Regions from separate parts of the Mus musculus genome. Here region 1 is linked to region 2. The links are chromatin loops, found by intact Hi-C in ENCODE. Cell type or tissue: heart. All regions are shown on one strand. Links, peaks and the distances in the headings refer to the core of each region. The heading gives the core; the rest is flanking DNA. Region 1 has its middle 11 kb from the start of Gm52793. Region 2 overlaps Tnrc18 (trinucleotide repeat containing 18).

Region 1 (11,891 bases), core at 1,657-9,656, 74 kb before region 2:
GAAAGAGATAGAACCTGGCTTTGGCTGCAACTCTCTCCTCAGTCTCTCTCTCTCTCTCTCTCTCTCTCTCTCTCTCTCTCTCTCTCTCTCTCTCTCTCTCTCTCCTGAGGCTGGGTCTCTCACTGGCCTGAAGCTCACCAATTAGTGTAGGTAGTTGGCCAGTGAGTATCGGGAAGCCTCGGGTCTCCCAGCGCACACGGCCACACCCAGCTCCTTCAGATGGGTTCCGGGGATCACACTGAAATCTCCATGCTAGTATGACAAGCACTTTGCAGACCGAGCTGTTTTCCCAGACCTTAGCTGCTCCTCTCAGCCTTCAGCTCTGGCTTCTTTCTTGTCACTCCGCTCTGTAGCACCTCCCCCACCCCACCCTCACCCCCACCCCTGTACAGTGCACACAGCAGGTTCCATCCTATACACACTGCTGGACTGCCGGATTGTGTTCTAGAGCATTCTTCTTCCAGGAATGAGGCCAGCACCTCCTCTGCAAGCCTGGGAGGTTCCTGCAAGAGTCCTGCAGGAGGACAAGAATGGCACACAGCTTTTCACACAGCTTAAGAGAAAGGCTTGAGGTTTTGTGTGCTAGGGTGCTATGGACTGGACCTGAAGGCTCAACACTTGGGAGGTGGAGGCAGGAGAATTCAGAACTGAAGGTAATCCTTGACTACACAGTGAGTTTTGAGGCTAACTTGGGCTACATAAGACTCTGTTTCAAAAAACAAAACGAGAAACCCTGTCTTAAAAAAACAAAACAAAAACAAAAAACAAAACAAGGGGCTGGAGAGGTGGCTGAGCAGTTAAGAGCACCAGCACTGGTTCCACTTGCAGAGAACACAGGTTCCGGTCCCAGCACCCACAGGTAGCTCTCATCTGTCTGTAATAAGGTCCTCTCTGCTTCATAGGATTCTACGTGTATACAGGTCACATAGACTCACACAGGCACACATGCATATACAAAAACACAAACAAAAATGTATACATATGCATGATGTAAGGCTCTTCAGCTATTAAAAGGAAAAAAAATTAAAATATTTAAGTTTGGGGCTGGAGAGATGGCTCAGTGGGTAAGAGCACTGGCTGCTCTTCCAGAATACCTGAGTTCAAATCCCAGCAACCACATGGTGGCTCACAACCATCTGTAATGGGATCTGACACCCTCTTCTGGTGTGTCTGAAGACAGCTACAGTGTATTCATATACATTAAATAAATAACTTTAAGTTTGGGGGATTTTGCTTTTTTAAAAATTTATTTTTGGGGGCTGGTGAGATGGCTCAGTGGTTAAGAGCTCCGACTACTCTTCTGAAGGTCATGAGTTCAAATCCCAGCAACCACATGATGGCTCACAACCATCCATAATGAGATCTGATGCTCTCTTGTGGTGTGTCTGAAGACAGCTACAGTGTACTTACATATAATAAGTAAATAAATCTTTAAAACAAAAGCATTCTCCTTTAAAAAAAATTTTATTTTTGCTGGGCGTGGTGGCGCATGCCTTTAATCCCAGCACTCGAGAAGCAGGGGCAGGCAGATTTCTGAGTTCTAGGCCAGCCTGGTCTACAAAATGAGTTCCAGGACAGCCAAGGCTATACAGAGAAACCCTGTCTCGAAAAACAAAACAAAATTTATTTTTATGTTTTGTCTGTCTGTCTTGTCTGTTTTCCCAGAAGAGGATGTTCAATCTCCTGGAACTGGAGTTACAGACAGTTGTTAGCTGCTCCGTGGCTGCTGGGAATCTCACTCAGGTCCTCTGGAGGAGCAGTCAGTGCTTTTAATCCTAAAGCTGTCTGTCCAACCTCCACCCACTTATTTTGGAGACCAATCTCACTATGTAGCTTTTGTGGGCCTGGAACTGAGTCTGTAGAGCAGGCTAGCCTCTAAGTTACTGAGATCTGCCTGCCTCTGCCTCCAGAGCTCTGCGATTAAATGTGTGTGCCCACCACTGCCCAGCAATCCCCAGGAGCCAAGGAGGCAGTGGCGTAGCCATTTCTCCCAGAAGGCCTTGAAGTGACCTTGTAGCATTCAGGTGCCTCTTTTTTGGTTTAGGTTTGTGCTGTTTTGTTGTTGTTGTTGTTTGTTAGTTTGTTTGTTTTTGTTTTTTGAGACAGGGTTTCTCTGTGTAGCCCTGGCTGTCCTGGAACTTACTTTGTAGACCAGGCTGGCCTCGAACTCAGAACTCAGAACTCAGAACTCGAGTGCTGGGATTAAAGGTGTGCACCACCACGCCCGGCTTTTTTTTTTTTAAGATTTATTTATTATTATACATAAGTACACTATAGCTGTCCTCAGATACTCCAGAAGAGGGCATCCGATTTCGTTACGGATGGTTGTGAGCCACCATGTGGTTGCTGGGATTTGAACTCAGGACCTTCAGAAGAGCAGTCGGCGCTCTTAACCACTGAGCCATCTCGCCAGCCCGTGCTGTTTGTTTTTTCGTGCTGTTTGTTTTTTGAGGCACAGTCTCATGTAGTCCAGGCTAGCCTCATGATGTAGCTGAGGGTGACCTTGAAAATTTTGACACATGCTGCCATGTAAGTGAAATCTTGGGGATACATGGCTAAGTGGAACAATATAGACCTGAATCCCACTCATAGGGGATCCCAGGAGTCCTCCAATTTGTGTACACAAAAAATAGAATTCTGGGTGCCAGGGGCTGGGGAGAGGTTTAATAGGGACAGGGTTACAGTTTGGGAAGTAGGCACTTATCCATGGTTAAAGTAAGAAACCGTATGGCAGCCAAGTACAGTGGCGCACACCTTCGATCCCAGAAGGATATCTGAGTTTGAGGTCAGCCTGGTCTGCATAGTGAGTTCCAGGACAACCACAGCTAACATAGTAAGACCCTGTCTCAAAAACAAACAAACAAAAAAGAAACTGTATGGTATGTGTTTTATACTACAGTTTTTTAAAAGGTTAAAGGTTGGGGGAGTGGCTCAGCTGTGAAGTGCTTACTTAGCATTCCTCAGTAACACATAGTAGGCGTGGCTCAGTGGTAGAGCCCCTGCCTGGAATCCCCCAAGGAGGGGCTGGGGTGTGGCTCAGTGGTAGAGCCCCTGCCCAGAATCCCCTAGTGATGGCTGAGGCGTGGCCCAGTGGTAGAGCCCCTGCCTAGAGTCCCCCAGTGATGGGCTGGGGGCGTGGCTCTGTGGTAGAGCCCCTGCCTGGAATCCCCCAGTGATGGGCTGGGGGCGTGGCTCTGTGGTAGAGCCCCTGCCTAGAGTCCCCCAGTGATGGGCTGGGGGCGTGGCTCTGTGGTAGAGCCCCTGCCCAGAATCCCCTAGTGATGGCTGAGGCGTGGCCCAGTGGTAGAGCCCCTGCCTAGAGTCCCCCAGTGATGGGCTGGGGGCGTGGCTCTGTGGTAGAGCTCCTGCCTAGAATCCCCCAGTGAGGGGCTGGGTGTGGCTCAGTGGTAGAGCCCCTGCCTAGAATCCTCCAGTGAGGGGCTGGGTTGTGGCTCAGTGGTGGAGCTCCTGCCTAGAGTCCCTCAGTGAGGAGCTGGGGGTGTGGCTCTGTGGTAGAGCCCCTGCCTAGAATCCCCTAGTGAGGGGCTGGGGGCATTGCTCTGTGATAAAACGTTTCTTCACTTAGACAAGACTGTTAAGTTCTATGCTCAGCACCTTCCAAAGGACACAACCCTGTGGGGAATTGCAGGCTGGTCTCCAGTTGAGCTGAGGTCTGAACCCTGGTGGTGATAATTCACCTTCATGACAAGGTAGGCGTTCCCTCATGCTCCTGGAACTCTGGCCCCAGGTAGGGTTGCCCCTTGGCCACCCCCTGAAGAGTGGAATAGAGGAATGCCCACCCAGATATGAGTAGAAAGGGTAGGTAGCAGCCCTCCCACGCCTGACGGACCAGAGAATAGGTGGAACTCTGGCGGGGTGTGGGTCTTTCCCTTCCCCCACTCCCCTCAGGCCCCCTTTTTAAGTTCCCAACACAACCCAACTGAACAGATTAACAGAGGGACAAAAAGAGAAAGAAACAGAGGGGAAAGCCCACTTGGTGGACAGGTAGACACATCCCTCGTCCCACAGTTTGGGAGGAGGCCAAGGCCAGATTATGACAAATTCAAGGTTATCCCAGCCATACTGTGGGACTCCGTCTCAGTGACAAAAAGGAGAGATGACTGTGCTGCAAGGTGGCTAGGCAGGCGAGGAGCTTTACCAAGCCTGATACCATGTGAGCTTCGTCCCTGAAACCTACAAGGTGACTCGGTGGAGAGAGCAGCGACCCCTACAGGTTGCCCTGACTTTTGCATGTGCGCAGTAATACCTAAGGACAGTCATACACATACACCCACAGAAGTAAATGCATGCAACTTAAACAAATTTTTTCTTCGAGACAGGGTTTCTCTCTGTAGCCCTGGCTGTACTGGAACTCGCTCTGTAGACCAGGTTGGCCTTGAACTCAGATCGCCTGGCTCTGCCTCCCTGGTGCTGGGATTACAGGTGCAGGCTACCCTCTGGAGTGACGGTCACTATACATGAGCCCCTAACCTGATGTGGTCCAGTGCGGGAAGCGGGTGCGGCCGCAGGCCCCGTAAAACCCACTTGTTTACTGCCTTGCCCGAGCATGCGCAGTGAGGCTGTATGTGTGGGCTGTCCAGCTTCCTAACACCCTGGGCTTTTCTAGGGAAAGGGGGAGGGTAGAGTGATCTGTCACATGTGCAGAATTCAGTGGCAAGTAGACAGCTCATCCTGGACCCTCCTTCCCATGTTGGCAGCTTCTTCTAAGGTCAGCTAAGTCAGCTTAGTTTGAGACTTTGGGGGCCATCACCTGCACTTGTAACTCATTTACACATCACGCCTCTGAGTTGATGGCCCAGAACAAAATCACAGAGAGACAAATCCCTAGGTGTGGCCCAACAAAGAGAAGAGGTTGGCCCCATGGTCACTACCCAACCATCAACATCCTTTAAGCTCACACTGTCCGGTGTAGGTGGGGCAGCTGAGGCCCTGATGCAGGTGAAAAGGCCACAGGTGAACGTAAGACAGGCAGAGAGGGGCTGGAGAGATGGCTCAGCGGTTAAGAGTACTGAATGCTCTTCCGAAGGTCCTGAGTTCAAATCCCAGCATCCATATGGTGGCTCACAACTATCTGTACTGAGATCTGATGCCCTCTTCTGGAGTGTCTGAAGACAGCTACAGTGTACTTACATTAAATAAATAAATAAATAAATAAATAAATAAATAAATAAATCTTATATTAAAAAAAAAAAAGGCAGAGAGGATGCAGGCCTCGAGGCAGGTGAGGAGCTTTACTAAGCCTGATACCGTGTGAGCTTCGTCCCTGAAACCTACAAAGTGACACGGTGCCTCTGTGCCCTTTCTCTCTGTCAGAAGACTCACAGGGGAGATAGACCAGGTTCATAGCTAGCTAGCTGCTGCTTTGAAGGTAGCCTCTCTGGGATGGTCTCATGTAGCCCAGGCTGGCCTTGATCTATGTAGCCAAGGATGACCAGGAAACTTTTTGGTTTTCGTTTTTTGTTTGTTTTTCAAGATTTATTTATTTATTTAATGTATGTGAGTACACTGTAGCTGTACATATGGCTGTGAGCCTTCATGTGCTTGTTGGGAATTGAATTCTAGGACCTTGGCTCTCTCTGATCAACCCCGCTCGCTCTGGCCCAAAGATTTATTTATTATTATACATAAGTACACTGTAAGCCGGGCATGGTGGCGCACGCCTTTAATCCCAGCACTCGGGAGGCAGAGGCAGGTGGATTTCTGAGTTTGAGGCCAGCCTGGTCTACAGAGTGAGTTCCAGGACAGCCAGGGCTCTACAGAGAAACCCTGTCTCGAAAAATAAACAAACAAAAAACAAATAAGTACACTGTAGCTGACTCCAAAGGCACAAGAAGAGGGAGTCAGATCCCATTATGGGTGGTTGTGAGCCACCATGTTTTTGCTGGGAATTGAACTCAGGACCTTCGTAAGAGAAGTCAGTGCTCTTACCCCTGAGCCATCTCACCAGCCAAACCTGGAATTTCTAATTCTCTTGCCTCTACTTCCCAAGTTGGGGGGGGGTTATGGGTATGCAGCACTGTGCATGGCTTATGGGGACCCAATCCAGAAAGTGTGCGTGCTAAGTAAGCAGGTTATCAACGGAGCCCCCCTGTACTTTCCTGATTTTTGTAATAGAGGATCAAGACAGCAGGGGACAGACCCAAGAAGCTGTGACCCTTCACCCTGTCTGCCACCAATCACCTAGGTGACCCTTCCCCATATCAGCTTCATGGAGGTGCTGGGAGCCTCTGCTGTGGTCGCTATAGAGACAGGGCAAGTGGCCAGCAGGTGTCACCAAAGTCCGCAGAATCCAGAGGAACCATAAAGATGGTGGGGGGCGCTGAGGCCCCTCTCCCCCCAGGTCTCTTCTAAGCACTAAGAGCGATCATCCCAGACTGCTACAGGTAAAACTGTCTGCTGTGGACAGGAGCGACCTACCATCAGCCATCAGCGTGCGCACAGCCCAGGACAACAAAGAGGAAGGGAAGTATCCCTTTCCCTGCTGTGGAGAATTAACAGGGCTCCAGGTGGTCTGGATGAGTCATGGGGTTTGTTCTCTTTGTGAAATTGTGACTAAGGCTGGCCTGGAGCAGGGTGTAACACAGGGACTGTTCTTGGCTTTGTTTTGATTGGTTGGTTGGCTTTTCTGAGACAGGGTTTCTCTGTGTAGCCCTGGCTGTCCTGGAACTCACTCTGTAGACCAGGCTGGCCTGAAACTCAAGAAATCCACCTGCCTCTGCCTCCCAAGTGCTGGGATTAAAGGCTGTGCACCACCCTTCACCACACACCCAGCTCATGGCTGCTCTTGTTTTTCAGGGCTCCAAGTATCTCTAGTAGGAAGCTATTTACCCTGGTAGGCCGGGCACAGGGAGGCTTCATCTTAACCTCACCATCAGTCCACACAGAGCCAGATCTGCCTTCTTCTGGCCCGCATGGACCTCCTGATGTGGCCCCCTGAACTCTGAGCTCTGAATCTAGGACTCACGCTTTTTTGGTTCTCAGTCATCATGGGCTGGAGAGACCAGAACACTCACCGGATACTAGGGTCTCTCAACCCTATTCATCTCCCTGAGAGTCTGGCAAGTTTCTGGCTTGGGGCCTCAGTGTGAGGTCTTTCTCAGTCCCCATGAGGCCCACACTGTTCTTAAATGAATTCTTAGCCATGCCAAAAAGTGAAGCAACCACACAGTAAGTGGTATTTGGATCACAACAGCAGCTTCTACTCCGTCCCTGAACTTTCTAGGGGAATGCACGTCTTGTTTGGTGGTTGCTATGGTCCCTGGGGCTTAATCAGGAGCAGGAAGGGCCTGGCTTCTCACTGTAAGAACCAACTTCTGCCTTTTCCTGGAACCTAAGTGCAAAGCTTTGGGAGGATGTGTCCCCACCCCCGAGCCCCAGCCACTGGGAAGGGTTGATACTTGTTGATCTACAGTATCGTATAAAATAGGCAGAGTGCAGGGCTATTATTCTAGCACTTTCGAAGGTGGAGACAGCACACCTCCCCATTGTCTGCCTATCTATCCATTCTGTTGCCTATATGTCCGTTCATCATCTATCCATCCATCTGTCCACCCACCAAACCACCCATCTATCAATCCGTTCATCTATCCACTGTCCATCTATCCTTTCATTCCCCCATCTGTCTCCCTACCTACTAAATATCTGTCGGGCATGTGGAACTGTGTTCCCAGACAGACATAAGAACTGGCAAGGCTGGGTGAGCTCAGACCCCAGGAATCTCAGAGATCTGAGACCAGTTGGAGTGGACCTGTCTGTATACTTGCTCTGAAACCTGTAACCATGACACCCCACTGAGGACCATGGCCTCTGGGTCAGAGAGCACACAACATCTGGAGTTCTTCTCCATGCTAATGAGGTATCCAGATAGCCCCGAGCCTTCAGCCAATGACCTTCCCTTCCTAGGTATTCCTGCGAAAGGTTTGCTCTGAATAAAGGGTTTGCATTCACATCCACCACCAAATAAAGCCATATGCGCAAGCAAGAGCTGCTGCATTTAGGATCGCCTCAGGGATGGCCTTCTGTCCTCCAGCCCCTCAGGTACTCCCTGGCCCAGTGCTCCCAATCAAACTGGTTCTGCCTGTTCCAGATTCTGCATTCCCTCCCTGTCCAGGACTCAGACACACACACACACACACACACACACACACACACACACACACACACACACACCAAGGAGAAGTGCAGACAGCAGACCCTCATTCCTGACTCACAGATTACACCTTTGGCGCCTGGGTACCCAGAGAGGAGACCAGGAGACCATCCATCCATCCATCTGTCCATGGATCCATGTATCTATCCATCCATCCATGCATGCACCCATCCATCTGTCTGTTCATCTGACCATTCATCTATCTGAGACCAGGAGCCACAGCATTCATTCCAGACTCTGCTGTTTCCCTTTCTGGCCTGGCAAAGGAAGACATGGACTGTGAACCCCTTTTGGACTTCATTCTGCCTCCCCTGAGCAGCATGCCTGCAGTGCCCAGGCTCTAGCAGAGAGGCAGGACATAGTATGACAGATTCCATACATCTACCCATCCATCGGTCTACTTAATTAACCATCTATCCATTAACCTGTCCATCTATCCACTGACCCACTCACCTATCTACCCATCAACCCACTTACTCATCCATGCATCCATCCATTTATCCATCCGTGCATCTATCTGTCTGTCTATCCATCCACCATCCATCCATGTACCCATGCATCTATCTTTTTTTCTGACTATCCATCTATCCATTTGTACATCCATCCACCCCCATTCATACATGCATGCATCCGTTCATCTGTTTACCTGACCATCCATACATCTGTCCATGGATTCATGTGTCTCTCCATCCATCCATCCATCCATCCATCCATCCATCCATGCATCTGTGTATCCATCCATCCATCGATGTATCCATGTACCCATCCATCTGTCTGTTCATCTGACCATTCATCCATCTGTCCATCTGTCCATGCATCCATGTATCCATTCATCCATGGATGTATCCATCCATCCATCATCCATCCATGTACCCATGCATCTATCTTTTTGTATGACCATCCATCTATCCGTTTGTCCATCCATGCACCCATGCATCCACCCATCCATCCATGCATGGATGCATCCTTCCATCTGACTACCTGACCATCCATCCATCCATCCATCCATCCATCCATCCATCCATCTGTCCATGGATCCATGTATCTATCCATCCATCCATCCATGTACCCATGCATCTTTCTGTCTGCCTGACCATCCATCTATCTATCCATCCATCCATGCATCTGTGTATCCATGCATGCATGCACCCATCCATCTGTCTGTTCATCTGACCATTCATCTATCTGTCCATGCATCCACGCATCCATGCATCCATCCATCCAATGCCGTGAAGACTTTCTTCCAGCTCGGCCCTAGAGAGCAAGTGAGGACACCATAAGCAGGGCATGGTAGATCATGCCTGTTAACTCCAACACTTGTAAGGCTGAGGCAGGAGGATGGCTACAAGGTCAAGGCCAGCTTGAGCTATAAAGTGAGACCTTATATTAAGCAAGATGGCTCAATAAGTAAAGACACTTGCTGCCAAGCTTGACAACATGAGTTTAATGCCCAAGCACATGATGGAGGGAGAGAACCAACTCCCTCAAGTTGTCCTCTTTGAGTGTATGCACACAAATATATCATAAAATTAAAATGTAATAAAAGAAAACAAAACACTAACAAACTAGGAACAAAACTCCCTCCTTCCTCAGCCCTGTGCTCCTGCAGCCAGAGTGTCCTCTCTCAGACTCTCTGCTTGGGTGAGAGAGATGAGGATAGGCTCAAATAAATGTATTTAGAAAAAATACTGTGTCCATCAAGGTCACCAACAGGGACGGATGGGTACTGCAGTGCAGGGAATAAAGTCCAAGATCAGGCAGTTCTTGGTCAAGTCATCTCTGTTCTCAGAGAGCAGCCTCGGAGGAGGGTAGGCACACCTGAGTGACTTTGGACAGTAGCAAGGGATGGTCTCATAGTTCAGGAAGCTAGAGAGCAGATAGGTCATGGGCATCATTTTCTGTTGGTTTTTGAAGTCAAGGTCTCCCTGCATGACCCTGGCTGTCCTGGAAGTTACTATATAGGCCAGGCCCAACTCAGAGATCCACCTACCTCTGCTTCCCAGGCGTGTATCACCATACCCGACTGTTTTTATTCTCTGAGGGGGGGTCTTCTGTAGCCTAGGCTGTCCTCCAACTTATTACATAGCCAAGGATGGCCTTGAATTCCCACTCTCCGGGCTCCACCTCCTCAGTGCTGTGATTGCAGCTGTCAATCACCTTACCTGGCTTACGAGGTGCTAAGGAAACTGGATTCTTTGTACATCCTAGGCTGGGACTCTACCAATGGAGCCACATCTCCAGCCTTCCGCAGGTCACTTTTGGGGGTGCCCAGAATAAATTCTTCCGAGCCTCTGTCCCTCTCTTTGGTTTGTGGCTGTTTCCCTCTGCTGTTGTGACTGGCATTCCTGTAGGAGTGTGTGTATTCACTTCTGCAGGACCTCAGTCTCCACAGAATGACTGGCCAATGGTGTCTATAAGATTCTTTCCACACCAAGCACCACTGGGAAACTCCAGGTGGACATGACACTCTCTAGGATGCCATCTGTGATCTGGCTATTTCCTCCTTCAGGGTGGAGAGAGACTTATAAAGACGCCAGGAATGGGGGCTGGGGAGATGGCTTAGTAGTTAAGACAGTTTGCTGCTCCTCCAGAGGACTACAGTTCCCAGCACCCACCTCAGGGCGTTAACAACCTGTAATTCCAACTCCAGGGGATCTGATGGCCTCCTCAGGCTTCCATGAGCATCTCCACTTTTACAAATCTCACCCCCTACACACATATACACATAAATAGAAATAATAAAATAGGGCTGGAGAGATGGCTCAGCGGTTAAGAGCACTGACTGCTCTTCCAAAGGTTCTGAGTTCAAATCCCAGCAACCACATGATGGTTCACAACCATCCGTAGTGAGATCTGATGCCCTCTTCTGGGGTGTCTGAAGACAGCTACAGTGTACTTACATATAATAAATAAAATAAATCTTTAAAAAAAACAAAAAAGAAAGAATAAAATAAACCTTAGGCCTGCTTACGGTAGCACACACCTTTAGTCCTAGCACTCTTGAGTCAGAAGCAGAGGCAGGAGTTCCAGGCCAGCCAAGGGCTACATAGTAAGATGCTATCTTAAAAAAAAAAATCTGGGTGGTGGGGGTGGTGGTGGTGGTGACTCATGATTCTAATTTAGGAGGCAGAGGCAGAGGCAGAGGCAGAGGCAGAGGCAGAGGCAGAGGCAGAGGCAGAGGCAGAGGCAGAGGCAGAGGCAGAGGCAGAGGCAGAGGCAGAGGCAGAGGCAGAGGCAGAGGCAGAGGCAGAGGCAGGAAGATCTCTGAGTTTGAGGCCAGCCTGGTCTATCAAGCAAGTTCCAGGACAGCCAAGGGAGAAACCCTGTCTTGAAAAACCAAAAAGAAAAAAAAAAAAAAAAAAAAGAATAGGGCGTGGTATGCTCCTGTAACCTGAAACAGGAGGCAGGAGGATTATCCGATTCTGGCTCTAAAGAAATAAACAAGTGTAAATAGGGCAAGGGGAGCGTGGCTAGCCCAGGTGCTGTCTGCAGATGATACTGAGGCACAGCAGCTGTCCAAAAGCAGGCCTCAGGCCAGTCCGGCCTGGGCCTCCAGGCTCTGTCTGAGCTGCTGGCGTCCAGTGGGGGTGGCTGGGCTGGTGTTTAGCGTTGGGGGCAGGGTGCACTGAGGGAAGCTTCTTGTTGGCTCCTGTTTCTGAGGACCTAGACTAGCTACATCTGATGGAGTGACTCTCCCAGCTCAGACTAGGTAAAAGGTGCT
Region 2 (11,891 bases), core at 1,956-9,955:
TGGGTGGGGGACAAGAGGGAGAATGGAAGTGGAGTAGGGGGAGTTGACCTGTGGATTAGAGATGTTTGTACTGGGAACACCCAAGGGGTCTCAGAGGGTCCTCTCTGTCTTTGGATAGTTACTTCCATGGTCTAGAAGGTTCTGCTTCCAGGAAGTAAGGGTACTAGTAGTTAGTTACTCAGTCCTTAGGTCCAGGGGGCCACGGGAGTGGCAAGTGTGCGGAGTGGTCTTGTGTTTTGGGTAGTAGCTGCTGGGGGCCCTGTAAGTACTGCTTACCCTAGAGCTAGGTTTCTCATGTTGCTGTCAAATAAATGCCCCAGTGATTTCCTGTTCCCCACTGAGGTGCTTGCATGATGAGACTTAGTACTGAGTAGGTACTAAGCGCTAAGTGCCAGGGTATGGGTTCTCCCATTATTGTTAATTGCTTTTACTGTGAGGGGCCCAGCTGGGCCAGGGTCCTGATGGAAATCTCTGCCTGCATGGTGTCAAGGAGTTTTAGGCCATGGTTCCTCCTCGTACCACCCAGGACTCCGTGGGTTCTATAGAACCTGCTCTCCGGGTTCTGTAGAACATCACGTTTATTACATGCGCACCATGGTAGAATTCTGTGGTGGATTGATTACCTTGGGGAGGGGAGGGCTGGGTGGCCTGGACCTCGGATCTCGCCTGATATTTTCTGGAGTGGAAAGCACCAGGGACTGGGCAGGCGATGGTTCCCGCCATGCCGACCCCACCCATTCTCCCGTTCCTCAGCAGGAGCGGTTGAAAGCACAAGAGCATCGAACGGAGATGGAGGAGAAGATTAGCAAGAGGAGCCTGGAGACCACGGGCAAGGCCGGCCTGAGTGCCGCAGGCCCTGGGCTCCTGCCTCGAAAGTCTGCCGGCCTGGCCAACGGCCCGGCAGGCAGCCACGGCAAGGCCGTGAGCCCACCCCCGTCTCCCCGAGCCTCCCCCGTGACCTCTCTGAAGGCCAAGGTCATCCAGAAGGTGGAAGATGTGTCTAAGCCTCCAGCCTATACCTACCCCGCCACACCTAGCTCGCACCCCAGCAGCCCACCACCTGCCTCCCCACCTCCTACCCCTGGGCTCACCCGAAAGGAAGAGGCTCCCGAGAACGTGGTGGAGAAGAAAGACCTGGAGTTGGAGAAGGAGACGCCCAGTCCGTTCCAGGCCCTGTTCACAGGTGGGAATGTAGGACAACGGCTGCCTTGCCCTGGGACACTGCGTTTCCGAGTGTTTATTGGCTTGGTTTCCCCTTCAGCTTGTCTGTTCATATGCTCGTTCATTCATTCATTTGCTGGCTCACTCATTTATCCACTGGATCCATTCATTCATTCATTCATTCATTCACTCAGTCCTTTTTGCTGAGTACTCTGTAGAGCCCACTGCCCAACTCTGAAATGAATGCAACTGAGATTTCTTCTTGGTCCCTTGTAAGTGGAGTGCAGGAGACATAGGCCTGATAGTATCCCTGCAGGATGCTCAGGGCACAGCAAAAAGCCAGACCTGGGAACTCCGTATGTAGTCACCCTGGGAACATCAGCGGTTCCCATCTGGGCAGCCTCCTTGACCCTCACACATGTTGTTCCAGCGCCTGGTAGTCATCAGGACTAGCCGCAGGTGGCTTTTGGGTATATGTCTGCATTTCTGGGGACCATAAAGACTGTGAAGTTGTATTTGGGAGGATTTGGGTTCAGTGCCGTGTTGCACGGGGACTGGCCTGCTCTGGAGCCCTTTGGTGTGATGCTATGCTAAGGGTTGACGCATGCCTGGCCTGGAGCATACGCCGGCACACGTGTGCTCCGTTCCCTAGGCTCCTCCTGCTGGGCACTGCCCAGGTGTGTGTCAGGCTTAAAGCTGCCTCGGTCATTCCAGCCGGCCCTGACACTGAGGCTTAAACTGTATTACTGTGAAGGATTTTGCTCTGTTGTGTTTTGAGACAGTGTCTCCCTATGTAGCCTAGGCTGGCCTTGAACTCACAGTGCTGGAATTAAAGGCATGTGCTGCCATGAGAGTTTTGAACACATGCCTTATTGGTGTGAGATACAGCCTGGGCTGACTGACAGATCTTCATAGAGCTTGTTTAAGCTTCTGGTTCAGTTTTTTTTTTTTTAAAGATTTATTTATTATTATGCATAAGTACTCTAGCTTATTTACTTCAGACACACCAGAAGAGGGTGTCAGATCTCATTAGGGGTGGTTGTGAGTCACCATGTGGGAATTGAACTCAGGACCTTTGGAAGAGCAGTCAGTGCCCTTAACCACTGAGCCATCTCACCAGCCCCCTTCTGGTCCAGTCTTGATTCATCTTCATGAGGACAAGAAGGTGGCTGCAGACTTTGCTCTCAAGGCTCAGTCGGACATGTAGAAGGGTCCTGGGTTATTTCAGAGGGCAGTGGAGGTGAGGCAGGGGACCACTGCTCCCTACCCTGCAGCTTGTCTAGCAGGGAACAGAGCCTTGGGGAGCCTCCTTCACTGACATCTTCTGTCCTTGACAGATATTCCTCCCAGGTATCCATTCCAAGCCCTGCCGCCGCACTACGGGCGACCCTACCCCTTCCTGCTGCAACCCGCTGCGGCCTCTGATGCCGATGGCCTCGCCCCAGATGTGCCACTCCCAGCTGATGGGCCCGAGCGCCTGGCACTGTCTCCTGAAGATAAGCCCATCTGCCTGTCACCCTCCAAGATCCCAGAGCCACCTCGGGACAGCCCAGAGGAGGAGCAGCTGGCTGACCGGGAGGTGAAGGCTGAAGTTGAGGATATCGAAGAGGGCCCCACAGAACTGCCTCCCCTTGAGTCACCATTGGCCCTGCCCGTCCCAGAGACCATGGTGGCCGTGAGCCCCGCAGGTGGCTGTGGAGGTAGTCCTCTCGAGGCCCAGGCGTTGAGCACAGCAGGTCCGGGCTGCCGGGAGCCCTCTGAAGTTTCAGACTTTGCACAGGTTGCCGAGCCGCAGATAGAACTACCGAGTAAGACAGAGCACCGCATGACTGCCCTGGAGTTGGGGACACAGCTGACACCCGAGCCACTGGTAGAGACTAAGGAAGAGCCGGTGGAGGTGCCCCTGGATGTGCCGATGGAGGAGCCCACCACAGAGGCAGGGCCTGAGGACAGTCTGCCCCAGCCATCTTTGACTGAGCCTCAGCCCAGCCTTGAGCTCTCAGACTGTGATTTGCCTGTCCCAGAGGGCCAGTGTCTCAACCTGGAGGCCCAGGAGGCTGTGCCTGCTCCTGCCAGTACCTGTTATCTGGAAGAGACCCACTCCGAATCCCTCCTGCCTGGCCTGGATGACCCACTGGCCGGCATGAATGCACTGGCAGCTGCAGCCGAGCTGCCCCAAGCCAGGCCTCTGCCCTCCTTGGGTCCTGGAGTCCCAGCCGGGGAGAAGCTGGATACAGCCCCCAGCCTCGTCCTGGAACACAGCTTTCTGCAGGGCATCACCCTCTTGAGTGAGATAGCTGAGCTGGAGCTGGACCGGAGGGGCCAGGAGGCTGCAGGTAAGCATTGGGCTGAAGGCTTCCAAGACTCTTATTCAGTGGTGGGGGTGCATGCCTTTAATCTCAGCATTCCTGAACTATGACTTGCTTGTTCCAGAGCTCAGTGTCTGAACCTGGAGGCCCAGGCCTATCTCTGTGGTTCTAGTAAGGCCAACTTGGTCTACGCTACCCAGATCTTCAGAGTAGATTTACACATTTAGGTTGTTTTTTGTTTTTTGTTTTTTGTTTTTTTTTCTTAAAAACTTCAAAGATTGCCAGAATATGTTTTATTCACAGATTTTTTGTTTTGTTTTGTTCTGTTTTTGCTTTTAATTATAAAATAAGGCTTGGTGGCATAGGCCACCCATCCATCCCAGCTACATGGGAGCCTGAGGCAGGAGGATTGTGAGTTTAAGGCCAGTTGGATTAGAGAATAGAAGGCCAGCCAAGGCAACTAATCAAGACCCTGTTCTCACCATAAAAAGTAAAAAGAGGGCTGAGGTGTGGCTCAGTGGTAGAGCACCTGCCTAGAATCCCCCAGTGAGGGGCTGGGGTGTGGCTCAGTGGTAGAGCACCTGTCTAGCCAAGAGGGTCTTGGTATCATCCCCAGAAGTGCAAATTAAATAAGTAAATAAATAGTCCCCTTTCTGGTTCAAGTGTCAGTTGGGATAGTAGAGTGCTTGCTTTAGCCATTGACCATGGGTTCCATGTCCAGTATTGAAGTGGAGCTAGGAGCTGTGAGAAACGTGTATAACCAGAGGTTCCATTGTGATGGACTTAAGCCCCCAGGCCCACCCCCTCCCCCCTGTGTCTTATGAAAGCAAGAGTTTTGAGCAGGTGGGTGGGATGTTGGCAGCAAGAGGGGTGACTCTGTGGGTAAAAAGGCACCTATCTTGAGCCCTGGAACTTATGTAGTAGCAGAGGAAAACTGATTCGCAAAAGATGTTCTCTGAATTCCACATGTGTGCTGCGGCTATGTTAGATCCTCTGCAATTCCCCCAACCCACCCATCCCCCCAAAAAAGAGAATTTAAATGCTCTTGGAACCGAAGTTGAGCAATCAGGACCTAACATTAAGTAGAGTCTGGGTACTTAAGTCGTCTTGAGTCTTTTTCTCCTGTGATTATCCGGTTGGTTCTTCCTTTTTCTGCCTCTGTCTCCTGTTCTACTTTTCTCTGTTGACCTCGTTTTTTGCCAGGCTCGTTCTCCTCACTGGGGCTTCCAGGAGTTCCTCCCATGCCTTCTGGCCTGCTCAGCTGGGCTGAGTCTGTATCTTTCCCAGAAATTCTAGGAAGAACTCTGAGACACCTCATCCTGGGCCCACTGGGGTTCATGCTTTTTAGTACAAAAAGCCTGGGGAGTCGGCACCAAGGGTAACGCCCTGTTGCGTGAGTGTGAAGATCCCTAGAACCCATCTGAAGCTAGCTAGGCGTGCATGCCTCTGAAATTCCTTGGTTGCTCCAACAGAATTGGAGGCAGAAGGAGAAGCATTCCAGGAATTCAGTGGCCTTTGAGCCTGTTGTCTACACAAGAACAAGACATACTTTCTCAGATAAGGAGGGAGACTGACACCTGACTTGTGTGTTCTGTAGGGGTGGGGCCACTCACCTATGAATGCACACATGCACACACAAACGCACACACATGTGTGCATGCACTCACATGCATGCACCTGCACACATGTACACACACACACAGAGGAAGTCCTTTTGTTTGGGGAGCAGGGACTGCTTTCATGCACCTCTACACTGGACCCCTGTTGCTTTTTTGAGGAATCTCTCCCAATTCTACTAGTGACAAACCCCCAAATCAAAGGCCAGCCATGAGCAACATCTGGACCCATCTCTCAGTCACCCCCTAGTAGTGACAGCCACAAGCTGATGTGTGTGCCTGGGCCCCTTTGACTAGAGAGTTTCTTTCATTCTTTTTATTATTTTTTATTTTAAAGACAGATATGAAGCCCAGGCTGGTCTAGGAGTTAGAGCAATTCCCCTGCCTCGTCTTCCTGAGTGCTGGGATTGTAAATATGCTGTAGACCTATCCAGTCATTTTTCTTCTGTTTGTAGATGCCTGACCTTTGCCTGTCTTTGTTTTTAGACTTTGACTCCCTCTGGAAGGTTCGTTCTCGTTCTCTCTCTCTTTCTCTCTCTCTCTGTCTCTCTCTCTCTCTCTCTCTCTCTCTCTCTCTCTCAAGTTAGGGCCTGCCCTAATAATCTCTACCCTCTGTAGAAACCATTGTACATAGGCCACACCCCCTTGCGCCTGGTTGGTCGGAATGTCGCATACCTGCCGTGCTGGTATTTAGCAGGCTGCAGCAGGAGGCTCTCAAGATGACTAGGATTCACATCCAATTTGCTAAGTTAGGGGTCTGGCTTGGAATGTGTCTTCTGGTGCGCTTTGGACCAACCAGGCTGGCTGTGTGAAGGGAGAAGGAGCAGGCAAACAGCCGTCCCCTTCTGTAATTTGGCTTCCACCATCCTCTGCCCCCATGGGGATGCTGAAGCCATAGGGGTGGGGCAGAACAGGCTGGCCCACTTCAGTCTGATGTGCTAGGAACCTGGTGGGTTCACTGCTGCATGGAGTTCATTTATTTTACAAATAAAACCTGGGCTGGAGAGATGGCTTAGCTCACAAGCCAACATACAAGCATAAAGCCCTCCCGCTGGGTGGCACAGGGCTGTCATTGCAGCTGTGAGAGCCAGTCTGAAGAACTGTTGTAAAGCAAGAAGGTCTGAAGCTGTAGCTCAGGGTACAGTGGGTGCCACACAGAGCCCTGGTTCCATCTCTTGTTCTGTATAAGCCAGGTGTGGTGGGATAGCCTGTCACCCGGCAGAACCCAGAGTGTCTGGGGCTCAAAGTCACTCTCTTGTGTCCAGGCTAGCCTTGACACATGAGGTGCTGTCTTAAAAACAAAAAAGAAATGGAGACATCTTTAGGAGTCCAAGGCCAGCCTGGTCTACCTAAGTGAGTCCCAGGTCAGCCAGAGTAAAACAAAATAAACAAAACAAAATAAAAATTCAATGATTATATAAATAAAAATAAAAAATAAAACCCCAAACCACTGATTTTTCAATGAGCGAGGAGGAGGTTTTTTTTTTTTTCTTCTTTTCTTTTTTGTCACCTCTGTTGGCAGCAGTAATTCTGGTTGTAACCGGTTCAGGAAGACACTGTTGCCATCTAGTGGGGAGAGTCAGGGAGGCTTCAGTGATTGATGGAGCTTGTACAGGACAGTCCCCAGCAGAGTCCATCCCGCATTAGGAACAGGGCTGCGGAGCCTGATTATTGTTAAGGGCTGGGATTACTCACGCTCACCCTCTAGGCCTTCAGACACGGGGGGAGGTTTGCATTTTTTTCCTCAAGCACGCAAAACTGGTTAACTTTGAGACTGGAAAAAAATATCAGTTCGAAAATGCAAAGTGAACCAACGAGACAGCTCAGTGAGGGAGGTGCTTGCTGCTAAGCCTGAAGATCTGGGTTCGATTCTCTATAACTCAGGATGCAAGTAGAGAACCAATTCCTGGAAGTTGTTCTTTGACCTCCGCATACACACTGTTGTGTATATAGCACATTTTCTTTCTCTCTGTTTCTCTTTCAAACACATACACGTGCACATACACACACGCACGCGCGTGTACACATGTGCGCGCACGAACACACAGTAATAAGTTAAAATAAAAATAAAATTAAAATAGTAAGACACGGTGGTTGCAAGTCTCTAATCCTAGCGCTTCGGAGGCTGAAGCAAGAGGCCTGTGAATTTGAGGCAGCCCTAGCTGAATTCAGCCAGGCATGGTCTCACAGAGCTCAGGAAGCCCCAACTCCTTATGCAACAAAGGATAACCTTGAACTCCTGACCCCCCCTGCCTCTGCTTCTGGGGTACTGAGATTACTGTTGTGGGCCAGTATGCCTTTTTACATGGTGCCGGGAATTGAACCTCAGGCTCAGTGCTTGCTGGGCAAGCACATTATCGACTGAGCCAACATCCCCAGCCCTACACTGTGTTTTAGTGTTTATACGGGAGGCTGGGTGTGTTAGGAATATTGGAACACGAGAGTACATTCCTGAACTCTAGCACACACGGGGTCACATCCTCCCCCAGAGGAGACCTGTGCGTGTTGGGGCATTACACCTTTCTCCTTGATTTCTGCTTTTTAAGATACACGTTTTTGTGTGTATGTGTGTGCAGGCACATGTGTGTTAGTGTTAGGGGCACATGCCGTGGCACGTGTGTGGAGGACTGAAAACAATCTCTGGGGTCTCTTTTCCCATCACACCCTGCTTGCCACAGGCCATGCCAGGTAGCTGATTAGGACTTCTGGAAAATTTCCTCTGCCTGCCTCCTGCCTCCGCTTAGGAACACTGCAACTGTAATGTGTTACTGTGCTGGGCTTTACCCACGTCCTGGGTATTTGAGCACAGTAAGCCTTTCTCTCAGCCACCTACTTCTCTAGTCAAGTTTGTGCTTTTTATTTCTCTCTCTTTTATTCTTCTTCCTCTTCCCCCTCCCCACCTCCTCCTCCTCAAAGGGTTTCTCTGTGTAGCCCTGGCTGTGCTGGAACTCACTTTATAGACCAGGCTAGTCTTGAACTACTAGAGAGCCACCTGCTTCTGCCTCTCAATACACACACACACACACACACACACACACAATTTTAAGTGTGTGTGTGTACTGTGTGTACGTGAGTGCTGGTACAGGAGGCTTGGATTTCTCAGGAGCTGGAGTTACAGGCGGCTGTGAGGTGCCTAAGTGATGGGTATTAAACCCAGATCCCCTTTAAGAGCAGAATGTCCCCTTACCCGCTGAGCTGTCTCCAGCCATTTGTGCTTTCCCCCCTCCCTGGAATTTATTTGTTTGTTTGGAAAGAGGGTCTCTATATAGCCTGAACCCAGTCCTCCTGCTGGGGTGACGGGTGTGAACCACACCTGGTTCCCTAGACCTGTTTTCTGATGTGGGACACAACATATTCACTAAGGAGAAATCAAGTAGAGACGCGTGGGGATATCCATTGTCCTGGGAAGGAACCTCTGCTAGTGTTTGGTTACTCAGAAGTATTCCTGGCCTTTCACACACAGTGCACTAGACCACAATGCTGTGTGGCTGTGTGGCCCAGAGCCAGGGCTGACTATAGTATCTGGGAGTTTAATCTGGCCTCTTGATGGCTGGCTGCATGGGTACGGCCATCTTGCCCGTGGTCAGGTCCCAGCACTGACTTCCCTGACCTCTCTCCCTTCCCCAGATCCAGAGCCAAACCTGGTGGTGCGACCCTCCCTCGAAAGCCTGCTGGCAGCCAGCAGCCACATGTTGAAGGAGGTGCTGGAGAGCCCCTTCTCAGACCCGCTCAAGAACTTGCGGCTTCCGCGTGAACTGAACTCCAATAAGAAATATAGCTGGATGCAGAAGAAGGAAGAGCGGGTGAGCCCTTGTCCTCCCTTCCTCCCGGAGGCCTGAGAGGCAGAGGCAGATGGGCAGGATCCGACCATCCAGCTACCTTCACCTTTTTGCTATGTGGCCCTCAGTTGGTCATCTCCCCTCTCTTGGCTTTCCTATTGTTCTCACACGGTGTCAGGCCTGTCCTGTGGGTACTGTGTGATGGATCAGCATGAAAGCATAATGGAAATGAGGCCTGGGACTACCCTTTTCTGCCTTTGTGGTCTCAGGTAGCTTGAAGGACAGACTTCGAACCTGTGTGTGTAAATAACGCACTTGTTATTTATCTCATTAGACCATTACTTCTGGGTAGTGTTTAGTCGTGTCATCTTAAGTGTGGGTGCCACTCGGCAAGGTTGGCATTAGGCAACAGCAAGTGCAAGGCTAAGACAGGAGGATATGAGAGTTCCAGGCCAGGTGATGCTACTTAGTGAATTCCACACCAACCTGAACTCCCAAGTGTAATGCCAGAAACCCTAGGTTTGAGCTCAGCCTCGGAGAAACTGCACATGGTGGTGTTCACCTGTGATCTCAGTACTCAGGAAGAAGAGACTGGAAGATTAGACGTTGAAGGCCAGCCTGGGCTATATGAGACATTGTCTCTGAAGCAAACCAAGCAGAATAGGGGGCAGCAATGGGATTCAAGCATCAGCAGACAGCATTCCCCTCCTCATTTGTCTCCCTCTCTCTCCTCCCGGGACCCCTTGCAGATGTTTGCTATGAAATCTTCCTTGGAGGACATGGATGCGCTAGAGCTGGACTTCCGGATGCGGCTGGCAGAGGTCCAGCGAAGGTACAAAGAGAAACAGCGGGAGTTGGTCAAGCTCCAGAGACGCCGGGACTCGGGGTGAGTGTCTCTCTCCCCAGTTTGTGCCCCATCCTGGATAGCTGGTCCGTAGGTCGACTTTGGTAGTGGTCAGGTGTGTGCGTGGACCCAAGTGCCCCACTCCGCTTCCCGCCCACCCCAGGTTCCTAGCCGAGCCTGTGAATTCTTTTTAAGGGACAGGCACGAGGATGCCCATAGAAGCCTGGCACGCAGAGGCCCTGGCAGGCCGAGGAAACGGACCCACACCCTGAGCGCCCTGTCGCCCCCCTGCAAGAGAGGGAAGAGCCACAGCAGTAGCGGAAAGTAAGGCTGGCCCCTCCCCTCGGTGGGTTGCGGACTGACTGGTACCCAGCTCGGAGGGGAGGAGCAGGGCCCCCCTGGACGGCGCCCACCGCTGGGCGCCAGGGGACCTGGTCGTGCCTGGCGTTCTGATCCCTGAACGGCAGCTCCCAGGGAGCCCGGACTGCTGCCCTGTCCAGGAGGGTGAGCCAAGAGGAGATTGGAAAGACCCTCAGTGGCTTAACTCTAACCCGAACTCTTGGCCCCGCCTTCTGCCCCAACCACTTCCTCACCATTGGAGACAAACTTCTGCTTCTTTCCATGGCTCCTCCCTACCGGAAGTACCATCCAACTCCAGGCTTCTAGGACAGTCTGGATACAACACTGTCCTCCTGGGATTCCACAGGAGACCAGGGCTGCTCTCTGGGGACAAGGTCCTCTTGGGTGGCACTGCAGCCATTTCAGAGGGGTCCTCCTGAGGTTGTCTTGATTGCTGGCTGGGATGAGGGCTCTTTTTCTCCAGGGCTAGGCATCTGCCAGATGGGCTCAGCCCCCCTGCATACGTGTAAGCAGGCCAGATGTGGTGCTTAAGGAAAGGGGTTGGTACATCAGAGTGGGTGGATTCTAGGTGCTTGTTTCAAGTGCTTGGAAACAAAAAGTTGTCTTGGAGTGGCCACAGGCAGAGTAGTAGGATGGTCGTGGTCTTGTCATGAGAGAATGGCCCCCGTCTTGCGGCATCTTATAGTTAACCTTGGATGTTCCTGACTGGAAGAAGAACAAGAGGTGAACATATGTCCATCGCCAGCAGCAGGAGACGGTGAACAAGAAATGATGGGGAATAGATAAAGCAGCCCGGGTCATCAGCAGTGCAGGCCCAGGAACCCGAAATGTGTTACTGATTATACTAAGCTTACTGATGGGGTCCCGGCCCCACCCCTCCTGTGACTTTGGACAGGCATTAGCTTTTCTGAGCCTCCAGTTTCAGCTTCCTCATGTGTTTCAAAAAAAACAAAAAAAACAAAAAATCAAAACCAAACCAAGAAAAAAAAAAAAAGCCCCAAACCCCAAAAGCCAGTCATGAGTACTCTGGGGCTAGAGCGTGCCAGGTACAGTGACTGGCTAGCGTGCACAAAGCGGTGGGGTGCGGTGGCCCAGACCTGTCACCCCAGCATTTGGGAATCAAGGCAGATTCACAAATTGAGAGACACTTGTCTCTGTGTCCCTGCTCTTTAGACAAGGGGGCTAATGCAGGCCTTCCCCTTCCTCCCATCTCTCTGTGTATAGATTACCTTAAGATTTCCCAAACTTAGCTTTTGGTGCAATTTTGGTAAAGATATGACTTACTCTGTGTGTGTGTCTGTGTGTGTGTGTCTGTCTGTCTGTCACCCCATCAGGGAGAGGCTGATGGAGGATGCTGACTTGGAAGTTTTTTTTTTCTTTTCCCCATCTCTCTGTGCACACCATTCACTAGCATTAACCTGTCTCCCCACACTGATTATCCTGGCATCCACCACCCTTTCTTCTTTTTACCCGGAGAGCCCAACCCTTCAGGGCCACATGGGTACATTGGCCTTCCCTGTTGCCCGTGACCTGGCCGAGGTGCTGACCCTCATGGTGTGTTTGGCTTTCAGGCTGAGCAGCAAGTCCTTGCTGACATCAGACGACTATGATCTGGGAGCGGGGATAAGGAAGAGACACAAGGGGCCCGAGGAGGAGCAAGAGGCCCTCATGGGCATGGGGAAAGCCCGCAGCAGGAACCAGAGCTGGGACGATCACGACTCCTCATCTGATTTTATGAGTCAGGTCAGTAAACAGCTCAGCCTTGTGGATTTACTTACTGGGACAAAGGTCTCAACTTGGAGGACCATAGGTCCTACCTGAA

Evidence for each region. Hi-C counts contacts between places; a loop is a spot of excess contacts. Peaks named below come from ENCODE experiments on the same cell type or tissue, not always from the same donor. Only the 100,000 strongest peaks of a DNase experiment are listed, where the experiment ranks them.
Region 1: it touches region 2 in a loop (6-fold over the local background); 19 of 42 quality-filtered maps call a loop at or near these places.

Annotation. Positions count from the first base shown.
Region 1 is chr5:142,836,935-142,848,825 of GRCm38, reverse strand. No RefSeq gene overlaps it. Among named protein-coding and RNA genes, the nearest start is that of Gm52793, 11 kb to the left of the region's middle. In heart, for the core only: CTCF peaks have their summits at 4,242 (motif pointing left) and 6,279 (motif pointing right); DNase peaks (open chromatin) are centred at 6,415, 6,555 and 7,235; H3K27ac peaks cover 1,214 bases.
Region 2 is chr5:142,762,911-142,774,801 of GRCm38, reverse strand. It overlaps Tnrc18 (trinucleotide repeat containing 18), which reads left to right. Exons shown (of 28, transcript NM_001122730.3): 9 at 757-1,183; 10 at 2,499-3,497; 11 at 8,714-8,889; 12 at 9,615-9,751; 13 at 11,641-11,812. Among named protein-coding and RNA genes, the nearest start is that of Gm31365, 43 kb to the left of the region's middle. In heart, for the core only: a CTCF peak has its summit at 6,659 (motif pointing left); DNase peaks (open chromatin) are centred at 3,386 and 6,691; H3K4me3 peaks cover 398 bases; H3K27ac peaks cover 2,618 bases.